Regions from separate parts of the Homo sapiens genome. Here regions 2 and 3 are each linked to region 1. Evidence: read pairs that join two places in POLR2A ChIA-PET (ENCODE). Cell type or tissue: Panc1. All regions are shown on one strand. Each heading gives the region's core, and the rest is flanking DNA. Links, peaks and the distances in the headings are about the cores only. Region 1 has its middle 30 kb from the start of LYZL1. Region 2 has its middle 39 kb from the start of BAMBI. Region 3 has its middle 130 kb from the start of LYZL1.

Region 1 (10,971 bases), core at 1,236-9,235:
GAGTGCTGTGGCGCGATCTTGGCTCACTGCAACCTCTGCCTCCCAGGTTCAAGTGATTCTCCTGCCTCAGCCACGCTAGTAGCTGGGATTACAGGTGCCCGCCACCATGCCTGGCTAATTTTTGTATTTTTAGTAGAGACGGGGTTTCACCACGTTGGCCAGGCTTGTCTCAAACTCCTGACCTCAGGTGATCTACCCACCTTGGCCTCCCAAAGTGCTGAGATTACAGGCGTCAGCCACCATATCTGGCCCAATCTTGTTATTTTTTATGGCTGCATAGTATTCCATGGTGTATATGTAACATATTTTCTTTATCCAGTCTATCATCTATGGACATTTAGGTTGATTCCATTTCTTTGCTATTGTGAATAGTGCTGCCATTAACATATGCATGCATGTGTCTTTATGATGGAATGATTTACATTCCTTTGGGTATATACCTAATAAAGGGATTGCTGGGTTGGCAGTTCTGTCTTTAGGTCTTTGAGGATTCACCACACTGTCTTCTACAATGGTTGAACTAATTTACACTCCCACCAACAGTGTATAAACATATAACACATATTTTTTAAAAATAGGCAAGAGGAGATGAAAACCAGGTTTAGTATTTCTTGGTGTCATTTCCCACTTCCTCCATTTATGTTGCTTAATTCAACGTTGGCATGAGAAATGAACCAGAATTGTTAACCTTGCACCCCCATGAGCAGTCTGCTCGGTTGCTCTATACCTTGGCATCTTCCTCCTTGAGAAGGGCCTGTGTCCACAGACAGCTGTGACATGGCAACTGGGCACATTGGTCTGTCGGCCTCTTGAGGGCAAGAGTCATGCCTTGTTCATCTTTCTGCCCCGGCATACAGCATAACGCCCTCAATAGTAGCTGCTTATTAGATGGCCGCTGGAGGAAAAGTCTGTACCTCTACTCCATGACGAGGCCCCCACCCTTCTCAAGTCTGTTTTCAGGGTGCAGCTCATGGGAACTCTTCCCTGAGGATAGCACGGTGCAGAGAGAAGACCAGGAACTGTAGGCGGAAGTCGCTGTTCACATGAGAGCACCTTGGACAAGTGTCACATGGGCAGACAGCTGGGCCATGGGTTGGGAACAGAGGTGGAGCACAGGAGTGTGGGGAATTTTCACCAGGTTTGCCTGCATGAGATGGGAAGCCATGGAGTTTTCACAAGGCTGTAGGTCTGTGGCCAGCATTTGAGAGAGTGGAAGAAGGAAACAAACAAATAACTCCTTCCCTCCTTCCTTCCTTCCCTCTCTCCCTCCTTCCTTCCTTCCCTTCCTTCCCTTCCCTTCCTTTTCCTTCCCTTCCTTTCCCTTTCCTTCCTTCCTTCTTCCCTCCCTCCCTCCCTCCCCTTCTCTCTTTCTCTGTGAGATGGGAAGCCATAGGCTTTTCATAAGGCTGTATGTAATCTGTGGCCAGCATTTGAGAGAGTGGAAGAAGAAACAAACAGCTTTCTTTCTTTCTTTCTTTCTTTCTTTCTTTCTTTCTTTCTTTCTTTCTTTCTTTCTTTCTTTTCTTTTCTTTCCTTCCTTCCTCCCTCCCTTCCCTTTCCTTCCTTCCTTCCTTCTTTCTTTTCTTTTCTTTTTCTCTTTCTCTCTTTCCCTCTTTCTCTCTTTCTTTCTTTCCTTTTCTCTCTCTCTCTCTCTTCCTCCTTCTCCTCTGGGCAATCAGTTGCTACCAGTTTCAAGTCTCTGTCCCTTTTCAACCTTAGATGGCTGCTGCAGTGGAGTTGGCTGCTGCTGAAGCTGAGAGGCCCTGGGATGGCCAAGTGTTTGGCTGACTTTCAGTGACTTGGGGCCATTTTTATGAAACCCTTGAGAGAGCTCCTTACCAACACCTGGCAGAATTCCAGATGCCACTCATCCCCTCTCCCCAGCATCCCTGTATTGCTCCTCTTCTTTCCACCTTGATTGTTTCCTTCATTTTTGAAATATTTCTTTATTTTCTTCTGCTCCAAGGTGCAAGATTTCCAAAATGGCACCATGGCAACGGTGGAAACTCTTACTGCCTGTAACCACAGAGTTGGAAGGAGGAGAAGGGTCAGGTGTGTAGGGAGTGTTTTTAAAAGTAATATTGATGGCAAGAGTGGGGTTTTCATGAGGCGGCCCCCCTTGACAATTAGTACTTGAGTGATAACTGGGAAATGTCGAGTGCAGGGAGTCTGGGGTGAAAAGGCAGATGGAGAAAGGTCAGTAAGAGGCAAAGGATGGGCTTGAGCAGCTGGTGTTCCCAGCAATGTCTGAACTTGCTCTCTAGAAGAAGAAAAACCAATACTGTCCTCTAGGTCTTAGACCTCTGTCAGTGAGGGAAATGAGATTTCTCTCCACTGGCACATTCAAAAGAGCTACCTTCAAAGGAGCAATGGTAGAAATAGGGTCAAGGGGGCAGAATGTGTTTTGACTTTCCATGGTCCTACTCCAATTCCATTAAAATTGCCTTTGCCCTTCAGGAACTGACCTGGTCTGGACTTCACACTTGGGACCAACCCAATGTCTTAGAACCTGAAATCCATCTAGAGCCTCCACAGGGCAACTTCACTATCACATTCTGCCATTTTAGCTAAATTTCAGATATACCAGGTATATTTTCTGCTGCAAATACTACCCTGGGAAGGAATTCTTAAAAAGCAAAAATAAATAAACAGGCTGGGCATGGTGGCTCACACCTATAATCCCAGCACTTTGGGAGGCAGAGGTGGGAGGACCGATTGAGCTCAGGAGTCCGAGACCAGCCTGGGCAACACAGTGAGACCTCATCAAATTAGCTGGGTGTGATGGCATGTGCGTGTAGTCTCAGCTACTCAGGAGGCTGAAGTGGAAGGATTGTTTGAACCCAGGAAGCTGAGGCTTGCAGTGAGCTATGATTATGCCGCTGCACTCCAGCCTGGGTGACGGGGTAAGACCCTGTCTCAAAAACAACAACAATAACATCTGTTCATGATAGCTTGTTGTCACTTTGTCAAGCAGAGAATAGATTATGAGAGGACATAGATCATGAGGTATAGAGAGAGGAGGGTGGTGACACAGAAAGGCTGAGATTCTGGTGGCCCCTCAGTGGGGAGTCAGTAGCAGCCGGGGATCAGCTGGCAGATCCCTGGGAGGGCCAGGGCTGAGTGGACAATGGGGAAAGCCATGGACTGTGGCCGTCCCTGCAGAAGCATGGCCCTGAGGAATCAGCCTGCCTGCTCCAAACTGGCGCACGCTCACTTCCACACCCGCGAAGACCACACATGTCAGGAAGGGGCCTCAGGTAGTAAAGTCTGCATACCCTTTCTGGATACAATGGTGAAAAGCGGCATCGGAGAAAAGAAAATTTCCTTTCATGAGTTGTCTTTTAAGTTTTTCCTAATTAAAAAAGTCATAGATGTTGAATGCAAAAATCAGTGGAAAATATGAAAAAGGATATATGTATATGTTCAAAGCTAAAAGCAAAAAGAAAGAAAAACACTAGCAACAATGTAGTATATTTCACATTTTAATTCATTTAATGCAATTTTCACTTACATTTTATATATACATATTTTTAGAGACAGGGTCTTGCTCTGTCACTCAAGCTGGAGTACAGTGGTGTGATTATAGCTGACTGCAGCCTCGAACTCCTGGGCTCAAGTGATCCTCTTGCCTCAGCCTCCTGAGTAACTAGGATTACAGGTGTGCACCACCATGCCCAGATAATTTTTAAATTTTTTGTAGAGACATGGTCTCACTATGTTGCCCAGGCTGGTCTCGAACTCCTGGCTTCAGCCTCTCAAAGTGTTATTGTAAGCATAAGCCTCCACACCCAGCCTCATTAAAAAAAATTAAGGCCAGGACTGGTGGCTCACAACTGTAATCCCAGCACTTTGGGAGGCCCAGGTGGGCAGATCATGAGGTCAGGAGTTCGAGACCAGCCTGGCCAACATGGTGAAACCCAATCCCTACTAAAAATACAAAAATTAGCTGGGCGTGGTGGCACACGCCTGTAATCCCAGCTACTCGGGAGGCTGAGACAGGAGAATTGCTTGAACTGAGGAGGCGGAGGTTGCAGTGAGCTGAGATCACACCACTGCACTCCAGCCTGGGTAACAGAGAGAGACTCTGTTTCAAAAAAATAAAAAAAAATAAAAGCACCGCTGGTATGTGTCAGGCTTTGTATTAGGCACTGGGAATGCAATGAGAAGCAAGATTAAGGTGGTCTCAGTCTTCAGTAACAGAAATAATTATGTACTGTTTATTCTATCTTGTAGGTTCTTTTTTCACTTAATTATATGGTGACAATTTTCTTATACCAATAAATATTCCTCTACAACATTATTTTTAATGGGTACATATGACTTCATTTTATAGATTTACCATTATTCATTTAACCAATCTCTTATTGTTAGACACCTAGGTTTTTGAATTCCTCCCTTTTTATTTTGACAATATACTGTTAAAATGAACATTCTTGAATGTATATTTTGTTTCTATTATTTTTTGTTACTTTAATACCAGACTTATTTTAAAAGCTTTTTAGATATTTAGTGAAAGATTATTCATCCAGAATGTTCAGGCATGGCTGTTCATGAGCTAACGATATTGCTAGAATGTAAGCATCTTATTCCAAATAGTATGCTTATTAAAAAAATAAAAATGTGCCTCTGCCAAATGTCTTCTAAATGCATACTCTTTCCCCATTTTTATGTATTAAGGGATTTAACATATATTGTATATTTATGTTATGTTTTCTAACAGTTGTGAACTTCTCAATCAGTTAAAAATGCTATTTGCTACCAAGTAGTAGAGAGCTAGGTTTATGTTATCTTAAACAAATATGGGTTCATTTTTTTTTATACAACAAGAAAACTGAGGACTGAAGAAGGTTCTCAGTGTTGGGGCTAAAGTCTCTATGATATTCTTGACTTTGCCTCACAGTCACAAAATGGCTGCCCCTGCTCCAGGCTTTACCTCCTCAGTCACGTTGGGAAGAAACAAAGAAGTGCCCCCAGAGACAAAAGCAAAGACTGTCCCAGAAGCTATAACAAACTTCTTTTTACAACTCTTTGTACAGATTCACATCACATGGTCAACCACGGCTACAGGTGTGGAAAGTAAGTATTGAGATTTTTATAGCTTTTATGATCAGAATGAACTAGGAGGAAGAGGTTCACACATGGTGGTTGGGACAGCCAGCCAGCGGTAGCTGCCATGCCCAACCACAACATATGATGGCCACAGGACTATTCCAGTGCTCCAGTTACCAGGAAAATGGCTTTGATGTCACTGAATTGTCCTTTCAATCTGGACTTTTGGGTCATTCATACCAGCACCATGAGCTTTATATTAGAGAAGGGTGATCATTCAAAAATTATCTTAGAAAAGAATACAGTAGGACAAATACAGTAGAATAACTACAAAACCTTGAACACATTTTATATTCTCACCCACAGGGTATGAGAGGGTTTGCCTTTCTACATTGCCCAATCTGGGCATTAGCATTATTTTAAATGCTTGTCAATTTGATAAGAACCAAATAACAACTCATGGCTTTTGTTATTAAGAGATGAGGTGTCAGTCTGTTGTCCAGGCTGTTGTGCAGTGGCATAATCATGGCTCACTGCAGCCTTGACCTCCCAGACTCAAGCGATCCTCCCATCTCAGCCTCTTGAGAAGCTGGGACTATAGGCGCATGCCATCATGCCTGGCTAATTTTTTTATTTTTATTTTGTAGGGACAGAGTCTGGCTTTGTCACCCAGGCTGGTCCTGAACCCCTGGGTTCAAGCGATCCTCTGGCTCCACTTCCTAAAGTGTTGGGATTACAGGTGTGAGCCACCATGCCTGGCATAACAGATGGCTTTAATTTTCCCTTCTTTGATTATTAGTGAGGTTTTTCGTGGTTTTATCTTCTGTGTGTATGCCTTCTCTTATGAACTGCATGTTCACCTCCTTTACACATTGTTCTCTCTCTCTCTCTCTCTCCTCTCTCTCTGTGTGTGTGTGTGTGTGTGTGTGTGTGTGTGTGTGTGTGTGTGATGTAGAGAAGGTTTGTTTTGCATCCCCCACTGGTCGTTTTTTTCTAGTATGGTTTCTACCTCTTGTGTCGTGCTTAGAAAACCTTCTCTTCTCGTAAAACAGCTATACAAACAACTAAATTTTCTCCTTTGATGATTTTATTTTAAATCCTTATTTTTTTTTTTTAGTCCATCTGGAATTTCTTTTGGTGTAAACCATGAGGTAAAGCTCTAACTTCGTGTTTTCTAGGGTCAACCTGTTATCCTGGCACAACTTAGTAATCATCTATTCCCCTCTAAATGACCTTGCTACCTTTATCATACGATACTGAATTTGGGGGGATCTGGTCTCAACATTCTACTCTGGTCCATTGACTTCTTTGTCCATTCTGGGGCTACTGGCATATTCGTTTAATTACTGCAGCTTTGTAATAGCACCTGGCACTGCAAGTCTACTGCTAGTCTTCTTGTTTGTCTTCTAAAATACTTTATTGGATTTTCTCATGTGTTTAGAGCTCCTCATTATTCAAGGTGTTAGTATGAATTATGGTCGGTTTAGTAAAGTCAACCCTGAGCAGCCTGGGAAAACTGTCTGCTCTCTTGGCCTTGGGTGCCATAGATTAAGGAACCATTCCTGGATTCTTGTCTACCGAGTATTTTTACAAAGTTGACACTTGGGGTGAAATTGCTGGACTGTTCCCAGAAAAGATTGACCTCGAACTCATGAAAGCATCTGGGAAAAGTTGACAAGGAGTTCCAGTCATCAACACATCCTGAGTTTTCTCCAGAAGGGGATTAGTTCATTCATTCATTTTTCTCCTGAAAACACTAAGATCCTGGCTTCACCATCTCACAGAGACATGGCCAGGATGACACAGACACTGGACACACATTGATGTCACTAGATCCTTTTTTCCTCTGGCTTCTTTCACATTAAAGAGTCTCTATTTTTAGTACAGGACGAAGGGTATTTATAGCTGTAGTTTTCCAAAGATCAGACACTGTGCCAGGTATGTGGTTAAGACAAGGGGCACCCCGCCTGATAAAGTGCCATGCATTCCCGGGAGCCAGGGTGATTTTTCCTCTAATGACACTTTCCTGGTGGCTTCCCTGCTCCATTCCATCATTTTGATCCATGTGCCAAATTCCTGGGCTTGACACATGTAAAGAGATAATTCACATGATCCCCAGCTTGTTTTTGACTCTGTTTCTTAAAAAAATGCAGTAAAACTTTATAGTATGACCAGCATGACTCAATGTTGTTTCTGGATTTCAAAATATTGAGGTTAGATGTGCTAATGGTTTGCTCCGGAGCTACTTTTACAAGGCAAAGCCAGGGCCCCTCTTGCCAGCACATCCGAGCAAGAAACAGCAATGTGTTCTCAGCGCTAACCTTTCCCCCCAGAGCACGCCATGTCTTCAGCTCCAGAACCCGGAGAGTGCAGCTGTGGAGTAGGAGTCAGCCCTCGTGTATCACCTCCCACTCCAGATCGTAAATAAAAATAAAACGTGATTCCAAGTAATCTTGTGCTATTTCTGCAATCCAGTTGGGAGCAATGGAGAATGCATCTTTTTTTTTTTTTTCTTTTTCTAAAAGCATCTCACTGGAGCAGAATTCTCCAGAAATATTTAAATATCTGTCTTATTCTCTTTGCACATTAGCTATCTGATTCAATCTCCCCCTTTCTCTTTTATTATCTCCTTTACCCTAATGGCAGGCAAGGTCAAAGAGAATGAACTTAGTTGCTAGAAAATAATCTCCTTGTTTTGACAAGAAAAGTCTTGGTTTCTCTGAGAGTTTTATTTTCTACAAATGCCATAGCATTTATCTCACAGAAAGGAACTGTTACAGATCCCCAGAGTTCACCTTATCTCCTAAATAAAACCCTTTATTTATGAAGCGAGCCTTGTGGTATGTCTGGACTCTGCTGTTAAATTTTTCTTCCTTTTAATGTAAAGAGAGAGGACTTTGTTTCCTACCTTAGGGGGATTTACTCAACTTGCTCAATAGCTGGCTTTAGGCAGGACAGCTCACATGGGCACTAATGAAAGTTACATTTCTGAAAACCTCTGCAAAAATAAAAACAAAACAAAAACAAACAAAACACTTGTCCACTTGAGCGTTTCTCAATGCCTTTTCCTTTGAACACTTTTATTTAAATTCCCCTTGCATTCAAACTTCTTTGGAGTTCAGGTGTGGGAAGGCGGAAGACTGGGTAAGGGTGGTGGTCATGGAATCATATTGTTTAAATTAAAACCTTCTGGTGCTGAAGTGGCATGTCTGTCCCCCTGCGAGTCACTTGCACATCTCAGTAAGCAGCTTTGGCTGTCTTAATATTTTGCCTAACATCTTCCGTCAATGTTCCTGTTTCTAGACAAGCTTCTGTGTGTTTCAATTACATGAATTACTGGGATTTGCTTGGAAACAAACTTTTCATGACATTTAGTAAAGCTGAGTAGGTGGGACTGTGGGCGAAACCCTCTTGAAGTTTGCGGTCCTTCCGTAGGACACACGGTTCATAAATTGGAAATTAGATTGGCTCGTGGAGAAGGTGGGGTAACAAAAAGAAGGAGTTGAGCTACAGGCACCCCTGAAATCTTTCCTTTAATTGGAAATGGAAACATGCCATGAGTCACACAAGACCCTCCTAGTCTGATTCAGAAAATTTACAAGATCCCAGCTAACTTCGAGTAGTGGGTCCTGACCCCCAAATCAGGGCAATTGAGCACATTAAACAAAGCTCACCATCTCAACCCCTCACAACCCCTACTGTCCAGGCTCTCTCCCTCTCTCCCTACATCTCCCCAACAGAGAGGACTGGCAAAGGAAATAAGGTCTTCCAGATGCCAAAATGTGACATTACATCCATTAAAGTCAGTGTCTGAGGAAGGAAATGAGTGTCTTTGACAGGGTGGCTAATGGAATTTGTATTAAATGGGGTGTCACAGAATGAGACTTCCCCAAGTGACATGAAGTGGGCATCCAATCTCTATGGCCTCCAAATTTTCACCTATAAAATGCAATACATTTTGCCTCTCTGCAACTTACAGATACTTGTGAACAAATTAAGAAGCTTCTCTTTAAAAACTAGAGCTGGGTCTTACTCTGACATGATTTTAATATTGGTATATCTCTTTAGAAGGGAAGAAAATATTTATCCAAATTCCTCGTCTGGGGTGCATTGGATTTCAATTTTTTATCCACTGATTTTTTCTTTGATATATAAACTTTTCCCAGATAAAACAATATTACTTTTGCTTATCATACCAGATGTCCCAGTGTTGGGTTCAGAAATTAGGGTTAATATATAAAGGATGTACATCCTTCTCTGAATATATGAGTGTGTGTGTGCATACACGCTATTTAAATCACAGATGGTTCCAGCTGGCATCCAGAAACAGAATCACACTGCTGATGTAATGATAAATGAAAACTAATTTGCAGACCCAGAGTACAATTCAGCCACAGTGAATGCCTTTTTGTAAAATTTTGAGGTGAGTTCTCCCTATGTTGCCCAGGCTGGTCTCAAACTCCGGGGCTCAAACAATCCTCCCGCCTCAGCCTCCCAGTGTGCTGTGATTACCGGTATGAGCCATCATGCCCAGCCCCAGTGAATGCCTTTAACAAAGGACGCCAACTGCTTCTGGTTGTTTTAATTACGCCGACCTTTTAGATGGCCTGGGAGTGCTGTTACTATTCAGGTGGCAAAGAACCCATTGTCTGCGATCTCGCCCAGTTGATCTGAGCTTGAGTCAGGCATGAGCTTTCAGTCTGTGAAAAAGAGCTGAGAAATGGCAGGCTCTGGGGCTGGTGGCCTTTTGGGCCAGGCTGGAGAGAACGTCACCCCCACCCCTCGTCCTGCCTCTGTGGTCTGCTCCCTGGGGGCCCTGATGCTATCAGCATTCTTGTCAGAGTCTGTCTGGGTGACGGATGATTAATGAGCTGTAACTACAACTATCTTTGACAAAAACCAGCAGTGCAAGGGTTGGGGAAGTTGGGGGTGGGGAGCATGCAGGGAGCTTATCTATCCTCTGGTCCCCATAAAAATGTCTGGGGAAGTTCCCTTCCGTGCAGCCAATCTAACTGTGTGGATCAGAGCTTTTCTGGGACAGAGCATATTTACTGCAGGCCAAGTTTTGCAGAAATTTTTAAGGAAAGAAGGGGATTTAAGGTCTTCCTCTTCTCCCTCTTCTTCTCTCTTATTCCTTCTGTTTTTCTATGAAAAAGAACTGAGGAATGGCAGGCTCTTGAGCTGCCTCCTCCTCCTCCCCATCCTCCTCCTCCTCTTCCTCCTCCTCCTGTTCTCCTCCTCCTGTTTTCCTTCTCCTGTTCTCCTCCTCCTCTTCTCCCTCTCCTCCTCTTCCTCCTCCTCCTGTTCTCTTTCTCCTCCTTCTTCTTTTCCTTCTATTCTTCCTCCTCCTTCTCCCCCTTCTCCCCTTCTTCCTCCTTCTCCTCCTCCTTCTCCCTTTCTTTCTCCTTATATTCTCCTTTTTCTTCTTTTTGTTCAAGGTTTCCAAAGCAGAATCAGCTTTGGTAACTCTGAGCTGGTGTGCTGTGACTTATAGGAGAACATACACGTCTCACTCCAAAGGGGTGTCAGAAGCTGTGGAAGTGGATGAATGGGAAGTTTGCTTTGAAGAAGCTAATTGTCAAGATTCATTTGCTATTCAGGTTCTCCTCTTGCTGGCCTGGGCAGTGTATAATTTGTCCCAGTAAGGAGCTGTTCACTTTTTAATCAGATTGAAGCATGCTTCATTGCTATAGGTGTCCTGCTGAAATCCAACCCGGTTATATTTCACTGCCAATGTGGGCAATTACACGAGCCATTTAATATATACTTTTGTCCATGAAACCACTTGCTGTAGAAACTCCCGCATTAGAAACAGCTTGTAAATAATCTGCTGCCTGAGCATTTCACCTGCTGTAATTTCTCCTAAAACCACAGCATATCTACTTAGTGACAAGTCCAAGTCATCTGCTGCACAGCTTAGGT
Region 2 (10,971 bases), core at 2,056-10,055, 620 kb after region 1:
AGAACTTCCTGTACCATGTTCATCTCAGAGTGTCCTTCTTCTACTCACAAGACAGGGCTCTTCCCCAACTGCAGTGGCAGCCTTAGGGCCACCACCTTGGGTTCAATGTGGAGACTCCAGACGCACAAGGCAGGGCCTGGAAGGGGCTCCAGGAGACAAGGCAGGAGGGATGGAGCACATGGGCAGCCTTCCTCTCTCTGCCAGTTTCATCCACCTACCCTTGGGCCCTGCCATTCTGCAGGAGGAGAGGAGTTGGGTGTTGACGAGGAGAGACTTTACCTGCTTGGCACTCCAACCCATGGCTAAGGATCCTTCACCCACCAAACTTCACAGCAAGTAGGCTGAATGCAGCAGGACTCACCCTCCACCCGCCACAGCCAGGAAGTAAAGGGAGGGCCCCCCAATTCTGCACCCAAACTCCCTCTGGGAGCACCCTGGGCTCAATAAAGGGCTCTCCTTCCAGCTTATTTTACTTCCAAATACTTATTTCCTTTTTATTTATTAATTATTACTATTATTGAGACAAGATTTTGCTCTGTTGCCCAGGCTGAAGTGCAGTGGCACAATCACAGCTCACTATATCCTCGTTTTCCCACCTCAGCCTCATGAGTAGCTGGGACTACAGGCACACATCACCACACCTGGCTAATATTGGTATTTTTTTTGAAGAGACGGGGTCTTGCCATGCAGTGCAGGCTGGTCTCGAACTCCTGGGCTCAAGTGATGCAACCGCCTCGGCCTCCCAAAGTGCTAGAATTACAGGTGTGAGCCACTGCACACAGCCTAAATACTGATTTTACTTCTTGGCAGAACAGCTGGAGGTAAGAAGCCCAAGAAGGGCTGCTTCCTGGAAAAAGGAAGAAGCGCAAAGCCTTGAGTTCAAGATAGTTCCCCAGCACGTTCTATAAATTTGGGTTATAAAAACATCTGTCATTTATTCATGTGTTAATGTTAATTGCTTGAGTTTCCACCTTCCAGTGAGTAGGAGCGTGTTAGTAGAAGAAGAAAGAGGTAGGTGCGGAGGCTAAATGAGACAAAAAGGAGCAGAGAGGGGAGAGGGGAGAAGGAGCTGAATGCAGACATTGATTTTCTTCCTATCTTCTCTCTTTTTTTTTTTTTTTTTTTGAGACAGAGATTCGCTCTTGTTGCCCAGGCTGGAGTGCAATGGCATGATCTTGGCTCACTGCAATCTCCACCTCCTGCGTTCAAGCAATTCTACCTCAGCCTCCTGAGTAGCTGGGATTACAGGCATGTGCCACCATGCCCAGCTAATTTTTGTATTTTTAGTAGAGACGGGGTTTCACAATGTCGGCCAGGCTGGTCTCAAACTCCTGACCCCAAGTGATCCACCTGCCTCGGCCTCCCAAAGTGCTGGAATTACAGGTGTGAGCTACTGTGCCTGGCCCCTATCTTCTCGTTTTTTAATCTGCCCTACAACTTCCCTCCCATCTTTTTCTTTTTTATAAGCATATAAGGGCTTCCTTACTTAAAAGCTGAGTGTGGCTCTCCCCTTCCTTGATGGCAAGGGCTTCCTAAGTGTGGGACAGACCGACCTCAGTGTTTCTGAGTTTATGGGGCTCTGTGGGGCTGCCTCCTACGTAACCACCTGCATGACTGGCTTTGTTGGTGACTTGGCCTCTTGAACAACCCCTGTGATTCCTGGATCACTTTACTCTTCCTGGTGCGAGACAGTGATGGAGAAACACCTCTTCCAAGATTTTTAGTAGGAAGTAGGGAAGAGTTGTATTTTAATAAGCAAATAGTGAAAACAGCAAGACAGTAAGCTCTTTCAGAATGGTATAATTGGGAAGAGACCAATGATTCTGGTTAACAGAGCTATTTAATACATAATATGTTGGTGGGGCACAGTGGCTCATGCCTGTAATCCCAGCACTTTGGGAGGCCGAGGCAGGTGGATCACCTGAGGTCCAGAGCTTGAGACTAGCCTGGCCAACATGGTAATACCCCATCTCTACTAAAAATACAAAAATTAGCCAGGCATGGTGGCGCATGCCTGTAGTCCTGTAATCCCAGCTACTCAGGAGGCTGAGGCAGGGGAATTGCTTGAACCCAGGAGGCAGAGACTGCAGTGAGCTGAGATCACCCCACTGCATTCCAGCCTGGGCAACAGAGAGAGACTCCAGCTCAAAAAAATAAATTAAAAAAATACATAATATATTAACCAATAATTTTTAGCAAATATTTATAACACTAAGACTGTAATGAAAATAGGTGTGATCTTCTGATGACTGAGCTAGACCATAAGTTGCTTGAGAATGGGGGCCATCTGCGCATCTCCCAGAGCCCTCCCCTCCCTTATTGCTGATCTGTGTGGCAGTTGCCTCTCCCTGGGGTCACCTCTGTGAACATCCAGCGTCCCTGTACTAAATGGATGGAGTGAAGCACTTGTTACCAATAACGATAGCAACAACAATCACATATCTCTTCGAACACTTTCGCATACATTCTCTCATTTGATTCTCACAACCAACCATGCAAGCTTTATAGGGAAATATTTCCATCTGCATTTTACAAATGAGAAAACTGAAACTCAGAAGGTTAAATGACATGACTGCAACTCTAGTCAATGAGAGACCCAGGACCCCAATTCTGTGGGGCTGGGAGTTTGTCCACTTCTCCTCTGAGCTCTGATGCTGGAAGGCAAAGCCCCATCAGCATGTGCAGAGATCACATGGTGAGAAAGGAAGCCAGAGAGAGCCAAAGGAGGTGCCACACTCTCTTTAACAACCAGCTCTCATGGGAACAAATAGACTGAGAACTCACCAGCCTCCCCCCGACCCCCTCATAGGGAGGGATCGACCCCCATGACCCAAACACCTTCCATTAAGCCCCAACTCTGACCCTGGAAATCCAGTTTCAACATGAGATTTGGAGGTGTCAAGCAACTATATCCAAACTATAGCAATGCTCCACATCACTAATGATCAGGGAAGTGCAAACCAAAACCGTGAAGAGATACCACCTCACTGCTGTTTGGATGGTCATTATATATGTTAAAAAACAACAACAGAAAACAACAAATGCTGACAAGAATGTAGAGAAGTGGGAACCCTTGTGGACTATTGGTTGGAATGTAAGATGGTGCAGCTGTTATGGAAAATAGTATGGAGGTTTCTCAAAAGCTTAAAACTAGAACCACCATATGATCCAGCAATCTTGTTTCCGGCTATTCTAAAAGAATTGAAAGCAGAGTCTCAAAGAGATACTTGCACTTCCCTGGTCATTGCAGCATTATTCCCTATAGCCAAGAATTGGAAACAACCTAAATGCCCCTCAAGGGATGAATGGATAAAGAAATTGTGGTAATACATGTACAATGGGATGTTACTTTGCCTTAAAAAAGAAGGAAGGCCAGGTGCAGTGGCTCACACCTGCAATCCTAGCACTTTGGAAGGCCTAGGTGGGTGGTTCACTTGAGTCCAGGAGTTCAAGGCCAGCTTGCCAACACGGTGAAACCCTGTCTCTACTGAAAATACAAAAATTAGCTGGGTGTGGTGGTGGGCGCCTGTGATCCCAGCTATTCAGGAGGCTGAGGCAGGAGAACCGCTTGAACCCGGGAGACAGAGGTTGCGGTGAGCCAAAACGGCACCACTGCACTCCAGCCTGGGCAACAGGGGAGACTCCATCTCAAAAGAAGAAGAAGAAGAAGGAGGAGGAAGAAAATTTCTGCCATATGCATGGATGAACTTTGAGGAGATTATGCTAAATGCAATAGGCCAGTCCCAAATCAACACACACTGCATGCACAATTCCGCTTATATGAGGCAGCTAAAGTAGTCAAACTCATAGAAGCAGAAAGTAAAATAGTTACCAGGAGCTGATGGCAGGGGGAAATGGGAAGTTGCTGTTTAATGGGCATAACATCTTAGTCATGCAAGATGAAAAAGTTATGGATATCTGTTTTACAAAAACATGCAAGTAAATAATACTGTGCTATACACTTAAAAATGTGTTAATGGCTGGGTGTGGTGGCTCACCCCTGTAATCCCAGAACTTTGGGAGGCTGAGGCAGGTAGATCACCTGAGGTCAGGAGTTCAAGAGCAGCCTGGCCAACATGGTGAAATCCTGTCTCTACTAAAAATACAAAATTAGCCAGGCATGGTGGTGGGCACTTGTAATCCCAGCTACTCGGGAGGCTGGGGCAGGAGAATTGCTTGAACCCCGGAGGCAGAGGTTTCAGTGAGCCGAGATCCTACCACAGCACTCCAGCCTGGGCAACAAAAGCAAAAACTCTGTCTCAAAAAAAAAAAAAAAAAAAAGTGCGTTAAGAAGGCAGATTTCACGTTAGGTGTTTTTTATCACAATACAATAATGAGGGTTAGCTTGAACACTAATTTTTCACCTATTTTCCCCTTATTGAATTGTAAGCAATTTTCTTCTTGTCATTAAATATCTTGGAAAACAAAACAAACAAGTCATAAATTGTGAAGTAATATTCGTAATACACACATCAATAAAAAAAGAGGATCTTCCCTATAGAAAGAGTTTCCTAAAGTCAACATTTTATATGATCATTTTTCACTCATCAGATTACCAATATATAATAAGAATGACAGTGCCTGGGCCAGAAAGGGTGTGACAAAGGGCATTCTCTTCAATGTTGCTGGCCAGATTAATTGGTCCATACTGCTGGAGGTCAGTTTGGCATTGTCAAAAGTCTTAAAAATAGATATTCCTTTTGGCCTAGCAATTTTGCATCTCAGAATTTCTCCTGAGCACTAAACAATCAAGTAATGTTACATATATAAGAATGTTATCTAAAGCACTATAAAAAATTAAGAAAAGCCTCCAGACTAGCTTACTGAAGTAGGCCAAAAAATTTTTTTTAATTAAAAAACTTTTAAAAAAAACCAACCTTGATGTCTAACAACAGGTGGTTGTCAGGAAATAAATGATGATATTGCTGTACTTAGAATAATATGTGGGCAGTAAAAATCATCATGTGGTTCTATGTTCCTTGACATGCAATGATATCCATCTATATGTTAAGTGTAAAGAGAAGTTAACAAAACAATATGGATGGGATGATTCTAGTTTTGTAAAGATATATTTTGTTTGTATAAGTTAACTAATTAAAAAAATCTGGAGATATATCTGTGTGTATATATATACATACATATATAAACAATGGTTATCCTTGAATAGAATAAATAAAGGATGTTTTATTTTTCTCCTTACACATTTCAATATTTTTCAAGCAATTTTTTTTCTTTTTTGAGACAGGGATCTTGCTCTGTTGCCCAGGCTGGAGTTCAGTGGCACTATCATAGCTCACTGCAGCCTCGAACTCCAGGCTAAAGTGATCCTCCCACCTCAGCCTCCCGAGTAGCTGGGACTAAAGTTGTGAACCACTATGTCCAATTTTTTATTTTTGTAGAGATGGGGTCTAATTATGTTTTCCAGGCTGGTCTCAAATTTCTGAGCTCAAACGATCCTCCTGCCTTGGCCTCCCAAACTGTTGGGATTATAGCTGTGAACCACTGCATCTGGCTTTTTTTTTTTTTTTTTTTAATGAGCATGTGTTTACTTTAAATTGGGGGTGGTTGCAGTGGTAGTAACTTTCCACTTTGAAAAAAACATTTCACAAAAACATAAAAAAATAATTGTGGTCCTTCTACATGAAATGACTGAGCAGTTACCAAAAATCCAATTTTGGTTTTGCATTTTCCCCCAAGACGGAAAGCTCTGTTTTGTCTACAATGCTCCTGGCAGAGGCTATGTTCCCTGCGTTCCCCTGTGTCTTCTCCCCAGCCCTTCTGAATACGTTGGCTTGGTTCAACCTAAATAACAATCAGCTAGTTCGACTCTAAGTCCTTGGAGCAGAAGGTGCAGATTAGTTTAATCTCATAAATAAACTAATTCCTCTGGAAGCAAGGACAAGTCACAGCTTAATTCAGATCTTCTTCCAATCAATGAAATCTTCGCTGGTGTGGACCAGGTGATCCGCTCAGGCTAGCAGCCCGATGGGTAAGGACACATGAGTCTCACCAGGACCCTGGGACCCCAGCCAGTAACACACAGTACTAGTACCCTCACAGTGGCCATGTAATTTATCATCCAAACAGAAACTGGTTTTTTTTTCTTTCTTTTTTTTCTTGAGACAGAGTCTTGCTCTGTCACCCAGGCTGGAGTATAGTGGCATGATCTCGGCTCACTGCAACCTCTGCCTCCCGGGTTCAAGCAATCCTCCTGCCTCAGCCTCCTGAGTAGCTGGGATTACAGGCATGCACCACCATGCTGGCTAATTTTTGTATTTTTAGTACAGACAGGGTTTCACCATGTTGGCCAGGCTGCTCTCGAACTCCTGACCTCAGGTAATCTGCCCGCCTCAGCCTCCCAAAATGCTGGGATGATAGGCGTGAGCCACTGCACCCATGATAGAAACACTTTTGAGAGGGAAATTTAGGGTTACTTGAGGTGCCAGTTCAACAGACATAAGTGGAACATTGCCAAGCAAACCAGGCTGCAGGGTCGCCCTCCCCAAGATGCTCATGGCTTTTAAGCTGAGATGAAGGCCTGTGGTCAGTGCCTACAGAAGCACAGTCCCACCTGCTCTGCCCTACTCAGGAATTCCTGAGATATAAGAGCAGTCAACCTCACTGGATTTATGGGTGACTTTGGGGTCTAACAGGGAGGGCTGAAAAAGAGCTCAAAAAACAAAGGTGGGTTCTTTATCTTATTTCACAAGCCTGGTTTTGTGTGTTTGGCAGGTGTTGCAGTAACCCCCTGACCGGAACAGCCCAGTAGCATGCCTGGATAGAGAAACCCTGCTCCATGCACACTTGCAACACAAGCCGCCCTGAGTCCGTGCAGGCCTGCAGGTACAGACAGGACCTCGTGGGAGGTCACTCCTGCAGCTTCATGGGCACTGTCATATCCAGTCTAAGGCTGGACCCTGCTCTCTGAAACCTCACTCAGTCACTTTCTTTTTTTCTTTCCTTTTTTTTTTTTTTTTTTTTTTGAGACAGAGTCTTGCTCTGTTGCCCAGGGTGGAGTGCAGTGGCACGACCTTGGCTCACCGTAACCTCTATCTCCCAGGTTCAGGTGAGTCTCCTGCCTCAGCCTCCTGTGTAGCTGGGATTACAGGCACCTGCCACCATGTCTGGCTAATTTTATATTTTTAGTAAAGACAGGGTTTCACCATGTTGGCCAGGCTGGTCTCACACTCCTGACATCAAGTGATCCACCCTCCTTAGCCTCCTAAAGGGCTGGGATTACAGGCGTGAGCCACCGCACCTGGCCACACTCAGTCATTTTCTAAAGGAGCTTCTCTGAAAGACTAACATCACTGCTCCTCCCGATGGCTTGAGGGACCAAGACTAGAGGTGGAAATAGGGTCCCTCCATTGGATCACTGGGCCCTTCATGGATGCTGTGCTGCTCCCCACAGCCCCCGGTGCTGCAAGGTGCCAAGAGCGACCTGTGCCATCCACAGCCTCCAATGCAGCACCAAAGCTATAGGGTACCCTGTGCAGAACCGGGAAACCTCCCATCTCACTTACTGCCAACTTTATTCTTCTAAAAATCTTGGAGTCATCCTCAACTCCTCTCTTCCTCTGAAACCATACATCCCATTCAACAGGCAGTTCTATTGAGCTGCCTTCAAAATCTCCCAGGACCCTGCCTCTTGTCACAATGTTGCTGCCTTGCCCTGGTCCAAGCTACCAGCAGGTGTACCTGGGTTACGGCAGTAGCCTCCTGAAGGGTATCCCTGCCTCTCTCCTCACCACCACCCCCATTCAATCTGTTCTCAAGACACAGCCCTTGGAAATGTAAGTTAGATCACGTCACTGCCATGATCAAAACCCTCCAATGGGCATATCTTGCTTAGGGTGAAAGCCAACGTTCTTACCAGGCCTCCAGGCCCTGTACCATCTGCACCATGTGTGCCCTGTTACCTTTCTCCCCTTCTCTCTTCCTCATCTCCACACTGGTCACTCCATTGCTCCACACACTAGTAGTCCTGTTCTAACCTGGGGACTTTGTGCCAGTGGTCTCCTCTTATGTATGTATTATGTATTTATTTTTGGAGACAGCATCTCCCTCTGTCCCTCACACCCAAGAGCAGTGGTACAATCTGAGCTCACTGCAGCCTCGAACTCCTGGGCTCAAGCGATCCTCCCACTCCAGCCTCCTGAGTAGCTAAGACTACAGGCATGTCTAGCTGAATTTTTTTTCTTAAAATTTTTTGTAGAGATGGGGTCTTGCTATGTTGCCCAGGCTAGTCTTGAACTCCTGGGTTCAAGTAATCCTCCCGCCTCAGCCTCCTAAAGTGCTGGAATTACAGGCATGAGCCACTGTGCCAAGCAGTTTCCTCTTTGTGACGCTCCCTTAGCAATGGCCAAATCAAGTCTTGGCATCAATGTCACCTCTCAACCAAGTCTATTCTGACCACTCCATTTAAAATTGCAGTTGGTTCTTCTGGCCACATGCACATCTGGATTTTCTTATCCTGTCCCACTCTATATCATTTCCCACCTCCTAAATGACCACATAATTGGCTTATCTATTATATTTACCATTTATTGTCTATTCCCCACTGTGGAAGCTTGTGGGTTTCATGATGGCAGGGGTTTGTTACCGTTGTTGTTCACTGATGTATCTATCCTAAGTACCTAGGACAGTTTCTGGCACATAAGTAGTTGCTCCATTAATATTTGTTGAATGAATGGGCTGAGTGCAGTGGTTCATACCTGTAATCCCAGCACTTTGGGACGTCAAAGCGGGCAGATCACTTGAGGTCAGGAGTTCGAGACCAGCCTGGACAACATGGTAAACGCCCATCTCTACTAAAAATACAAAAATTAGACAGGAATGGTGGCACGCGCCTGTAATCCCAGCTACTCAAGAGGCTGAGGCAGGAGAATCGCTTGATCTCGAACTGCAGTGAACCGAGATGGCGCCGCTGAACTCCAGCCTGGGCAAGAGAACGAGACTTGGTCTCAAAAAAAAATTTTTTTTGAATGAATGAGCAAAAAATCCGTCTCTCTTTACCAATAGGCATGACACCTTGTCACTTGGGCGTTGAAGCCACTATGCTTGTGCTCCTGCCTGTGAGTCCTAGAGTCTCTTGTGAAAATATTCCTTTCTCCTAATTCATAGGTACATCTGAATCTCAGAGATAATTGCACGACTGAAATTAAACTGGTCCCAAAGATGGAAGAAAACAGGAGAAAGGGCAGGAGAACTCCCTGAATGCAGCCTCTCCGATGTGGCTCCGTATCAGAGAACACATAGGCGGTAAAATCCGGGCTTAACCTCCCAACCACCCAATGACTGCTTGGGCAGGTGAATGACAACCCCACAGGGTTGTGGCTTTGTTTGGTTATAGAGATTATTATATACAACCACCTAATATATGGTAGGTATTTGATAAATGATTGAACCTTTTAATCTGCCTTTTCAGCCCAAGAAGCATGTTTGTAATTGCCATTACAAGGTGGTTGGGCATTTCCGAGGCTCGTTACCATTGACTGGGCACCACCAGCTTGCTGGGTAGCTGCTCCTATCTGAGTCATGCATGGTAGCCCTGGCTAAATAAACAAACTGACCTGGAATGGAAAGCTGAAAGATAAGAGAAATGTAGCGCGTGAAACAGTCTGACACAGTTTTGATATTTGCCCTGGCCCAAATCTCATGTTGAAATGTAATTCCCAACTTTGGAGGTGGGGCCTGGGGAGGTGTTTGGATCATGGGGGTGGATTCCTCATGAATGGCTCGGGCTATGCCCTTGGCGATAAGTGAGCTCTCGCTCTGAGTTCACACGAGATCTGGTCATTTAAAAGTGTGTGGGACCTCCCTCTGCCCCCACCCTCAATCTCACTTGCTCCTGCTTTTGCCGTGTGACATGCCTGCCCCCGCTTCACCTTCCGCCATGATTGTAAGATTCCTGAGGCCTCCCCAGAAGTCGAGAAGATGTCGGCATCACGCTTCCTATACAGCCTGCAGAACTGTGAGCCAGTGAAACCTCTTTTCTTGATAAGTTACCCAGTATCAGGTATTTCTTTACAGCAATGTAAGAACGGCCTAACACACAGTCATTGATGCAAAAACAAGTGACTAGTTAATGATGTTAATTCTCTTGATGACTTCTCTTTCCTTTTTTTCTTTCTTTTTTTTTTTTTTTTTTGTTTGAGACGGCGTTTCGCTCTTGTTGCCCAGGCTGGAGTGCAGTAGTGCCATCTCGGCTCACCACAACCTCCACCTCCCGGGTTCAGATGATTCTCCTGCCTCAGACTCCCGAGTACCAGGGATTAGAGGCATGTGCCATCACGCCCGGTTAATTTTGTAATTTTAGTAGAGATGGGGTTTCTCCATGTTGGTCAGGCTGGTCTCGAACTCCTGACCTCAGGTGATCTGCCCGCCTAGGCCTCCCAAAATGCTGGGGTTACAGGCGTGAGCCAACGCTCCCAGCCCCTCTTCATGATTTCTAATTGTAGAAAGCAACAAATGAAGATGCAGTAAAGAGACACACACACACACATATACACACACACATATGCACACATTCCTGGTTCAAATTAAGCACTCTCAGGTGTTAACTGTGAAATCAACTTATATTGCCTTTTCTCTCAGGAAGATTTTTCAAGTTTCCTCCTCTTAAGGTTTAAAAAAAAAAAGCTCCCAGGCATTGGTTACAAAGCAGTCATTAATATGCTTGCAGTTCTGCAGAGGTAAGAGAGCACCTACTCATTGGTGAGTGCTCAACCCACTAACTAGCATCTCTGTCTTTGGCAAAGAGAAGAATGATGTGTCATTCAGTAGACTTGGCTTCTCCCAGCTGAATTTTACTTTCTTTTATTCCTCTAAGTGACCTGAGTAAAATAGCAAAGCTCAGAGTTAAGCAGGCCCATATGAATATCATCAGTCTCTTTACACGTGTTTTTCTGTTTTAATTTCTTGCTAACTCCTTAGAAAAATAAACTTCACTATCTTACTAATGCCTGCTTT
Region 3 (10,971 bases), core at 1,706-9,705, 99 kb after region 1:
TAAGGAAGTGATTAAGGTTAAATAAGGTCATAAAAGTAGAGCCCTGATCCAATAGAACTTGTGCTTATAAAAAAGGAAGAGACACCAGAGGTTGGTGTCATATGAGGACACAGCAAGAAGGTGCCTTTCTAGAAGCCAAAGAAGAGAGCCCTCACTAGAAACTCAGCCTTGCCAGAACCTGAATCTTGGACTTTCCAGCTTCCAGAACTGTGAGAATATACGTTTCTGTTGTTTAAACTAATCAGTCTGTGGTATTTTGTTATCATACCCCAAGGTCACTAATATATAGGTACACTACCAAGTGTGATGTATAAGGTTTTCTTCTCTAGGCTGTGGGGGGAAAACATCATTTTTATCCCTACATGAGCACCAGTTACTATTCCTTCTAATATTTTGGGGTGATTTTTTTTCCTCCAAGCCTCAGGAGAATGCATAGACATGCACTGATCAATATTCTCCCTGATACTTAATGGAGACTCTCTGTAGCTCTCCAGAGTTATTTCTTTATTCAATTTCCCTCTCTGGTATTCTGTCCTACACACTCTAGCTAAGTTGGTATCCCAGACTTTCCACTCCATCTCTTCAACTCAGGAGTCTTCTGGGCTGCAGCTGGGTCTCTTTCTCTGTGTCACAGCCTGGAATCTGTTACAAGGCAATAAACTGGAACATTTGTAGGATTCATCAATTTTATTATCTGTGTCTGAGGCATCACTGCTCTTGTTGTTTAATGCCCATTGTCTTGGAAATCATTGTTTGCTATTGTTTGATTTTTTTTTCATTTGTTTCACACAGAAGAGTTAATCAAGTCATGATTACTCCATCTCAATCAGAAGCAAAATCTCACTAGCATTTCTTTTACTTCTTTTTCATAGTTTCTATTTCTATACTAAAACTCTCATCTGTTTTCCTACAATGTTTACCTTTTCCACTACATCCTTTAAGCATATTTATTGATATTTTAAAATTCCTGTCTACACTATCTCTAGGTGTGTTTTATTGACTCTTTCTTCTCTTGACTATGGTTAATGTTTATTTTCATCTCAAAGTTCCCCCAAATTTTATTGCCTAACAGATATTTTATATAAAAGGACACCAGAAAGGGGAATAAATAATACTCCTAAGAAATGTCATGCCCTTTCTTTTGCCAGGCTTCAAGACTGGAGGGCTAACTCTATCTGATAGGTGTCAGTTTGGGTCTGAGCTTTGTTTCAGCTTTAGTTTGATTCAGTTTCCCACTGGCTTCAAATGTTTTGAGACAGAGGTAAGTTTTTCCCCTTCAGCAGGTTCTAGAATGTGAAAACTTGAAAGTCCACAGATTTCTTTGTGTTATACACAAAGCTGTCAGTTTTTCCAACAAACCATAGGAGATCTCCCTCTGCCTTACAGCCTGGCTGCAAAGAGATCACTAATGACCTCTCTTTGCTCTCTGTGCCTGTCCTCAAATTTCTGTTCCTCTTAAATCTGAAAGCAAGGTGTGCCTGCCCCTCCCTAATCTTTGGTCATTAAAAGCCCATAGTGCCTTAGATGCTTTTCTCTTTGCTCTCCTGGTCTGTCCTCCACCTTTAGACATCGGCTGCCTTGCACCTGGGGAAGACCCATCATACTTTGTGAGGATCTCTCTAAGCTATCTGGTCCCAGCGTTTAACATAACCACCCATGAACTTGGTGAAAACCTACATTAAAAAGCTGATAAGTGGATACAGATTTGCTCTGTGGATAGAACTCCTTGACATTCTAATTTTTCACATTATCTCACACATAGCCATTAAAACTTTCTTACAAGTTTGAAGGGTTTCTCCCTACCATCTAAAGTAGATTTCTCCTGTCCCACTGATTCTTCTTGATTTGGTTTTTAGGGCAAGAGTGGCAGACAGCTTCTTTTGACTTTCTACATCATAACCAGAAACTAAGGTCCCCTAACCCTTCCTTGTAACCCTCTGCCTCATCGAAAATGAAAAGTGCCTCTTTCTTACAGATGTTCCTGTCATAGATGACATTCCATCTCTCACTGTGTTTGCCTGGCTCCCCTGAGGGCTGGGAGGGCTGGACAGAGAACTGGGGATTTCCAGATTTGGAAGGAAACTCTGAGGTCATCCTGTCCAGGATGTTTCTTACTTGGGAACTTCTTCCTTGGGCTTTCTCACACCCAGCTACTCTTCTGTCTGTGTGTTTTAGTGTCCATGTATCATCTTCACCGTGTCTGGCTGCAGGTAACCTGGTGATTCCCACCCTACAGTGGGCTCAACTTTTTTTTCTCCCTCTGAATTTTGAACATAAAATCAAAACAACATCTAGAAAACTTTCTATGTGCCCAAGCAGCTGTGTCTGGTTTGGCCCACACTTTGGGCTGGGACTTGGTCAGTGCCATCTTTTTATCCAAAGCGGTTCTATTCATCTGAATTCAGTATCCCTGGTCTTATTTGATGATGAAGTGACTAAGTGCTTAACTTGGGTTTGGAGTTTTATTTATTGTTTTTTGTTGTTGTTGCTGTGATTTGAACTATGTCCATTTATTTTGGTTTTCTTTTGTTTTTCACTTGGTAGCCTACTGCGGCAATAAAAGTTTAAAGGAAGCTCAGCTCCTAGTTATAGCAAAACACTCTTTAATAATGACTTTTTGCATAATTAAAAACAGGACCTGTAAATTTCTGAATAATTCGTCATTTTATTGGCCAAATGGAACTGTACTATGGTTAATGCAGGAGAATCACTTGAACCCAGGAGGCAGAGATTGCAGTGAGCCAAGATCTTGCCACTGCACTCCAGCCGGGGCAATAGAGTGAGACTCTGTCTCAATTAAAAAAAAAAAAAAAAAAAAGAAAGAAAAGAAAAGCATTTACTAAGAACTGGGATTACCTGGCAGCAGTAATACAGCTACTATCACATATGAAATACCTATTATGTGTCAGGCCCTACAATAGGTGTTTTATTTGCATTATCCCATTTAAACTTCATAACACCCCTAACTAACAGTCCAAATGATTACCTCAATTCACCAACACAAAAGCTGGAAGCATCCCAAGATGACAGAGCTAGTGAGTGTGTCTGCAATGCCAGGGCTGTCAACCCCAGAGCCTTTCTCTGAGGCCAGGCTGCCTCCTGTCTTAGGGACAAATTTTTATCCTCCTTCTTCTCTCCTCCTCTACACAAAACACTCCTTAATCCAGCAAGATTCCTCTCCCATCCTGGTTACTCGGAATCCAGCTTAATACCTGCCCAAGGCAGATCAATGGCACTTTAGCTACCATCCTCATCTCTGAGCTTCTTCTCCTCCTCTTTTATCACCTCTGCTATACACTCTGCCCCCACAACAGGTGTATTCAAGTAAATGCTGTTGTAGGAGTTATTAAGAAATTATTTTAGGCAGATAGACAGGAAAAAGGGGTCCTTGGGAAGTTTTCATTCTTAAAGCAGCTCTTAAAGCCAGGTCAGCAACCTTTGCTATTCAAATGCCAGCCATTAGAAACTGGGTCCATCCAAACATGGCGATTCCCGGCCTTCTTGACTTTGATCCACATGTTCCTGGCAACATGGCCGCCCCCACATATCCCCACGTGTGTAGAACATCATGGCGCCTGCATTTGCGTACTAAATGGCTAGGGTGGGAGGGCCAGCTTTTTCAAGGGCTATGTGAATGTCATGCCTGATCAAACCAATCCCCTAAGCCCTATGCAAATCAGACACTGCCTCCTCCAGCCTCTGCATATACCTGGCTGGTATCCACCACACTTGGGATTCCCTCTCTCAGCTTTGGAAACCTCCTCCCTCTGTCTCTGTACAGGGGACCTCTTCTTTCTTTCTTTCCCCTTCTTTCTTGCCAATTAAACTCTCCGCTTCTTAAAACCACTCCAGTGTGTCCGCGTCGTTTTATCTAATTTGACTCCAGACGAAGAACCTGGTGTTCCTCCACTCTTCAGAGCTGTATCAACATGCGCCTGGCAGAGAAGGGGGAGGGTGGAGGGCTAGTTCCATGATGTGAGGGTATGGGATGCAAGCGTTCCACCACTAGTGTCTACCTGGGTAGACAAAGGCTGTGGAGAACAGAAATCAGAACAATGATGTCTCTGGGATGGGATGGGGGAGCTGGGAAGGACAGGTGGAAACTCTTGGGGTGGAAATGTCCTAGATCTTCTTTGGAGTATTGGTAATTTGGATACATTTGTCAAAACTATAGAACTCTACACTTAAAATCTATCTATTTTATGCATAAAACTATATATCAATAAAATATTTATTTATTTATTTGTGTATTTATTTATATATTTTTAGAGATGAGGTCTTGCTCTGTTGCCCAGGCTGAAGTGCAGTGTTGTGATCCTAGGTCACTGTGGCCTCAAACTCCTGGGCTCAAGAGGTCCCCTTGCCTCAGCCTCCCAAATATCTAGAATGACAGGCATATGCCACTACATCCAGCTAATTTTTTAAAAAATTATTTTAGAAATGTGGGTCTGGCTATGTTGCCCAGGCTGGTCTTGAACTCCTGGCCTCAAGTGATTCTCCCACTTTAGCCTCCAAAGCATTGAGATTAGAGGCATGAGCCACTGATTACAGCCCAAAATATTATACACACACACACACACACACACACACACACACATATATATATTTTTTTGAGATGGAGTCTCGCTCTGTCACCAGGCTGGAGTGCAGTGGCATGATCTTGGCTCACTGCAACCTCTGCCTCCCAGGTTCAAGCAATTCTCTTGCCTCAGCCTCTTGAGTAGCTGGGACTACAGGCATGCACCACCAAGCCCAGCTAATTTTTGTACTTTTAGTAGAGACGGGGTTTCACCTTGTTGGCCAGGAAGGTCTTGATCTCTTGACCTCATGACCCACCCTCCTTGCCCTCCCAAAGTGCTGGGATTACAGGCATGAGCCACTGCACCAGGCCTAAAATATATATTTTAAAAGAATGCAGGTGCTATGGCACCCAGATGGCTACCTTTCAAATGGCATGGCTTTTGCCTTTGACAGCCTGCTCCCATCCTCACACAGCCCCCTCACTCCAGTTATACTCTTGAGCCAGTTTGGTGACCCCTGATTCTCATCAAAAGAGCTTTACAAGCTTTTGGGGGAGCGGGATTCAAGGACACCAGGCCAAGAAAGAGCCATGTCCAAGAGCACCCAAGTTCCTGAAAGGAGAAGTGGGCACTGTACAGAGGCATGAATGGGGCACCTACAGTGGACAACCTTAGCAAAAGGTTCTCTGGTCCCTGTTATGACTCAAGAGGGACAGGCCAGCTCTACTTGTGCTCTTCCAGAAACCAGAAGAAGTGAGGGCAAGGGCTGTGGATCAGAGGACTTCCCACTCATCTGGCCACTGGACTCTGCCCTGAGGAGGTGAAGTCTCCATCATTCCCCTCTCCTTCCCTTCTGTGAAATGCTGGTTCTCTAACCTCAGAGGCCTCACGCCTTTGGAAGGAGTAAGTGACCAGTATTGTGAGGCTCCAGATAAAGCCATCGCCTGACTCTTGGCAAGAGTGACTCTGAGGAAGCTGGTGCTTCAGTTGCTGAACAACCCATCGGTGTCTCTGTACCACGGTGGGGTCAACCCTACCCCGGAGCAGTGGAAATCCCAGAAACACCCTTTACTCGGCCCTCCTCTCTCCTACCCCTCTGCCCACCATCTCCCAACTGGTTTGCCTTTGATCTCAACATAAAAAACTCAGGCTCATTTTAAACCTGTTGATACTCTAATGACAAGAATCGAGACAACAGTAATTAATGATGAACATTAAATGGCCCAGCCCAGCTGCCCAGCAGAAACCACAAGGATAGTCATAGTGAGTCACCAGCTCTGGCAACAGGAGTGTGCTGCAGGCTGTCTGGGATGTGGCTTTGTTATGCCCAAGGTCTTTTCTTCCTAGCACAACACCTCAGTGAGGGCCACTTTAACAGAACTGTGAAGCCTTCTACCTGCCTCCAGTTTCCCCTTTAAACAATTTCCAAGGACTCCACCAAGCTCTTGCTCCTATTTCAGGGGCCTGGGTGAGACACAGGCGTCTTCCCCCTTTTCCTCTCCAATTTCGAAAACAAACTCTGATATCAGACATTTACACCTTAGTGAGAATCGAAAAAAGAAAAATAACAACTAAGTCTAATGTGTGATAACTGAGGCAGGAGAATAGGGCCCGGAGGCAGGGAACATAAGGCCCATCCACACCTTTAGTTCCTAGAACTAAATCAAATGAAAGCACTTCAGCAATGACAGGAATGTGAATGGCTTTGTAACTTCATTTCCTCCTCTCCAGTCCCGCCATTTACACTTTGTAACTTCACATTCATCCTCTCCATTTACATAGACCACACACTCCAAGTAACAGCCTCTCCATTTACAATAGGGCAGATTCTGAGTAAATGACTCTGTGACTTCACTTCTTTCTTTTCATTTACATAGAATATTCACCAAGCAGCCAGGTTGGTGATTACACCAGTAATCCCAGCACTTTGGGAGGCCGAGGCAGGCAGATCACCTGAGGTCAGGAGTTCAAGACCAGCCTGGCCAAACTGGTGAAACCCCATCTCTACTAAAAATACAAAAATTAGCCAGGCATGGTGGCACCTGCTTGTAGTCCCAGCTACTCTGGAGGCTGAGACACAAGAATCGCTTGAACGTGGGACGTAGAGGTTGCAGTGAGCTGAGATCGCGCCACTGCACTCCAGCCAGGGAGGCAGAACGAGACTCTGTCTCAAAAAAAAAAAAAGAAATTCACCAAGTAACTAAACAGAAACCTCTAGAGTATTGAAACTCAGAAAATTCTGTAACTGGGCTCTTGAGCCCCTACGCTTGGGCCCGCTCCCACACACTGTGGAGTGTACTTTCCTTCTCAATAAATCCCTACTCTTGCTTTCCTTGCTTTGTTTGTGCGTTTTGTCCAAATCAATTCTTTGTTTAAGATGCCAAGAACCTGGACACCTTCTACTGGGAACAATAGCCACCCAACCAAGTTCTAGGTACCCAGGAGTGAATTAAAGCAATCACTCCCCATGTCAGCATCGAGGAGAAAGGCATGACATTGCAAAGCCACTTCTAAGTGTCTTGCTGGGTAATAGCTGCACAATTCATGTTCTGAAAAATAGAAAGCATCAATTTCACTGACACACTAGGCTGGGTATGGTTGATTTCTGTCTTTAGCTGTACTACTGAACCAATGTGCTTTTAATAGGAAGGCTGCACCCTTTTCTTTTTTTTCTTTTTTTTTTTTTTTTTTTTTTTGCACAATAACTTGCTTTTCTGTGCCCTGTGTACTACTCTCCTAGGGGCTCTGTGAGCTTTTATGTTTACACTGGAAAGAAATATTGAAAGCAAAGAGTTTCTTTCTGTCTTTTTTAAAATAACCAAGTACAGCACTATTCCCAATGGTCCCAATCTAAGTTGCTTTCAGTCACCAGGAAAGAGATTAAGCAGTCCCTACCAACTTTGCAGCGCTTTACTCTGAAGCATGAACCAAGCCAAGGTCAAGCTCACAGGCGGCATCTTTCATTACTGTGGGGGCAAAGCTCCAGTCAGACCCATCAGAGTGGAGGCTTCTGGTCTCCAGCAAGTCATTATGTACTTAGGATTATCATTAATTTTCTCTCCCTGAAGTGCTTCTGATGAATGTGAGAGCTAAAGCCGACTATGCATTCGCTAATAAAAGGTTCTATGTTCAATTTTCTAAAAGTGCCCTTAGAGAATCCCCAATTTCCTGCCTCTTCTAAGAAGAAGCTGAGTTTGTGCTGCCTTCATAAAGGGAGAACTGAATCATCTTGGTGTAAAAGCTTCCTGAAGGTTGGAAGGAGAGGCCCCTGGGACATTCAGGAGACTTGGAACCTTCTGGGGCCTGGCAGTGTAGATAGAGCGGTTATTATTTATTGCAGACTTAAGAACTGTACACCGATGTCTATGTGGCTCCTGTTTCTCCATCCCATTTTCCATTTGCAAGGCTTCAGTCTCCTTCCTGGGAATCTTAAACAAGCTCCTACAAGTCCTGTTGAGCCCAGCGCATAAAGCCCATTTAGCTCTCTATGATGGGGTCCACACTGCCCAGGGGGGTCACCTGACTCAATGCGTTCTTTTGGCTATATCCTCAGTTGTCACATTTGATTGAGGACATCAGCTGTCTTAGATATGGTAGGGATGGATCTGTGCATTAAAGCAGGCAGCTGGGATGCCTTTTGCTCACCAGGAAGGAAGGACATGCAGGCTCTGAGTAGGAGCAGCTTTGAGTAGACGGTGCATGTGTTCACACTCAGAGCCCTGTAGCCTGGTCTTTTATTGAGACATAGAGACTGTGAAGCATTTTTTTGCTAAGCTTTAAAGTTTTAATTAGCTTATTATCATGAGCTGGAATGGGCTGTAGACGTGTTCAGGGCATTGAAACAATGCCTTCTGTGTGGGGCCCTTTTGGAAGAGAGCTCTGGGGCTTAAGGCACAATGGCTTCCTGTGTCCCAGGGCCCTGGTATGTCCTGTTCTTCCACCATTGCCTGGGCCACTCCCAGGCAGCATCCAGGGTGTTGTTGTGGGGTTTCAGCCACTGCTATGAACATTAGTGCAATGCATTTCCTCCTCATGGCACTAATGAAGGCCAGGCTACATAGGCCGGCATTGTCCAACATCTGCCTAGATGCCTAGCTTATGGCTGCAAACAGCAGCACAGATGACCAACAGATGCAAGCTCTGCAAAGAGCTCTGTAGCTAAACAATGAAGTCCCTGAATCTCCATACATGCTGATAGAGTTCAAATTAATCTATCACACTGTGGATCTGGCAGATTCTTGTCTTTGTTTCTGTTTCATCATCCAAGTGAATACAGTAATTACACTTGGGTGCCAGAGTGTAACAGCTAGTTCTCAGCCCAATAGTCTTGGCATGAAGAACCAAAGTAGGCTCTTTAGGTAAATTGCATGGTAAGGGGAAGGCCTCTGCTCCTGACAGGAGACTTCCATACATTCCTGGGTGCTGTACTGAGTGAGAGTTGCTAAGTAGCTAACATGGGCAGTCTGACTTCGGGAAGAAGTGAGGAGTTTCTTTAGGAGAGCTGGAAGTTCAATAGCTACACATTCTGGACTGGATGAAGCCAAGACAGGCCCTATTCAGCCTCTGACACAAATGCACTCCCAGATCTTTTAAGGCACTCTCTGATCTTGAAGTTGAGGTTTCCAACTCTAAATTTGCAAACAGTTTTCTGGTGATTTGTTGGATTTTTGAAAGAATTTCAAGGATGTGGGAATCAAGACAGAGGACCAGTGAGACTTGACCCAGCTACCCCCTAATTTCAACCAGGCCATCTCCAACCTGAACTCTCTTATAGATTGTGGCTGAGTGGGATTTATTTTAAATAAAGGATTTTACTGCTTAAAAAGCACTACCATGTTATAGCTTGAAACCTTCTGGATTAAACAATCTCAAAGGCCATGCCCCATTCTAACAGTCTAAGATTTTAGAGAGTTCTGTAGTTGTAATACTCACAGGTGTCGACTGGGCACGGTGGCTCATGCCTGTAATACTAGCACTTTGGGAGTCTGAGGTGGGTGGATCACCTGAGGTCAGGAGTTCGAGACGAGCCTGGCCAAGATGGTGAAACTCCGTCTCTACTAAAAATACAAAAAATTAGCTGGGCAAGGTGGCAGGCACCTGTAATCCCAGCTACGTGGGAGATTGAAGCAGTAAAATCACTTGAACACAGGAGACAGAGGTTGCAGTGAGCCAGGACTGCACGCCATTGCACATTGCACTCCAGCCTGGGCAACTACAGTGAAACTCTGTCTCCCCCCCACAAAAAAATGCAAGTTAAGCCAGACCATTGTGGGAGCAGATCATAGCAGAGCTAAAAGACTATAGTCTTAGGGAAGTGAGAAATTTAATTAGACTCTCTCACCTTGCAGAAACTTTAGGTCCAAGACAGAGAAAAAAGGAGGGATTTTGATAGTATAATTAAGGAATTTTTTTTTGGATTCCCATTCACCAACCCTCTACCCCCTGCCAGCCTCTAAGTCCTGGTAAAGTGACTGTCATGATATTCTAGTAAGTTTGGGATACTCAGAAAAAGATGTGCTGTTGTACAATGTTGGTCAACAGTTTTTTGTTCTGGATTGTCTGACAAGTCCAGGTAATCTCTTACTAATTCTTTTCCCTAATAGCCTCTACCTCCAGCCCATTCAACTCTTGTCCCTTTACTAACCTGAACAAATCAATAGCTAGTCTAACACCCACAACTTTAAAATTTTACCTCCTAAGGAACAATTTGACACTGTAGTAATATTTATGACTCTAAAAGCCAGCCTATTTTATCAAACGATTGGTTAGTTTCAGGAAGCTCTTTGTCATATGTAACATCAAACAACAGATTGATTGGCTTGAAAACAATTTTCAATTTAATTCCTTGGAAGTTAGGTAGACACAGCCTACTTTTGGGAATAGCTGTCAAAAATGCTGTGTCATTAAGGCATCATGTGTTCAGTATTGAGTACCAAATATACACATTTCAGGCACAATAGGAAATCTGATACGCCCTTTGGAAAAGGAACAGGTAGAACTAAACCTTTTATCTCTGCTAGGATGTGATTTACATGGTACTTCTATGCTATTGCATATTCAGTTATAATGCTTTGGGAGATAATGAATCTTTTTCATTATTGTAGTTGTGCTTGAATTCAGTACTCAGGGCCAGAAACACATGACACTTAATGCTTGCTTTAAGATAAAACCATCGGGCCGGCACGGTGGCTCACACCAGACAATCTAGAACAAAAAATTGTTAACCAACATTGTACAACAGCACATGTCTTTCTGAGTATCTCAAATCTATTGGAATATCATGACAGTCACTTTATCAGGGCTTAGAGACTGGTAGGGTGTACACGGATGGTGAATGGGGGAAAAAAAAACTCCTTAACTGTACTATCATAATCTCTCCTTTTTTTCTCCTTCTTGGAGCTAAAGTTTCTGCAAAGTGATGAGTCTGCTTTAATCCCAGCACTTTGCGAGG

Evidence for each region. ChIA-PET counts read pairs that join two places held together with the same protein. Peaks named below come from ENCODE experiments on the same cell type or tissue, not always from the same donor. Only the 100,000 strongest peaks of a DNase experiment are listed, where the experiment ranks them.
Region 2: POLR2A ChIA-PET joins it to region 1 with 16 read pairs; 3 of 35 experiments call an interaction of 5 or more read pairs at or near these places.
Region 3: POLR2A ChIA-PET joins it to region 1 with 14 read pairs; 5 of 35 experiments call an interaction of 5 or more read pairs at or near these places.

Annotation. Positions count from the first base shown.
Region 1 is chr10:29,253,650-29,264,620 of GRCh38, reverse strand. No RefSeq gene overlaps it. Among named protein-coding and RNA genes, the nearest start is that of LYZL1, 30 kb to the left of the region's middle. In Panc1, for the core only: no CTCF peak of the experiment used is centred there; no DNase peak of the experiment used is centred there; H3K27ac peaks cover 4,038 bases.
Region 2 is chr10:28,632,543-28,643,513 of GRCh38, reverse strand. No RefSeq gene overlaps it. Among named protein-coding and RNA genes, the nearest start is that of BAMBI, 39 kb to the left of the region's middle. In Panc1, for the core only: no CTCF peak of the experiment used is centred there; no DNase peak of the experiment used is centred there.
Region 3 is chr10:29,155,045-29,166,015 of GRCh38, reverse strand. No RefSeq gene overlaps it. Among named protein-coding and RNA genes, the nearest start is that of LYZL1, 130 kb to the left of the region's middle. RefSeq lists an enhancer at 5,895-6,570. In Panc1, for the core only: no CTCF peak of the experiment used is centred there; a DNase peak (open chromatin) is centred at 5,764; H3K27ac peaks cover 2,074 bases.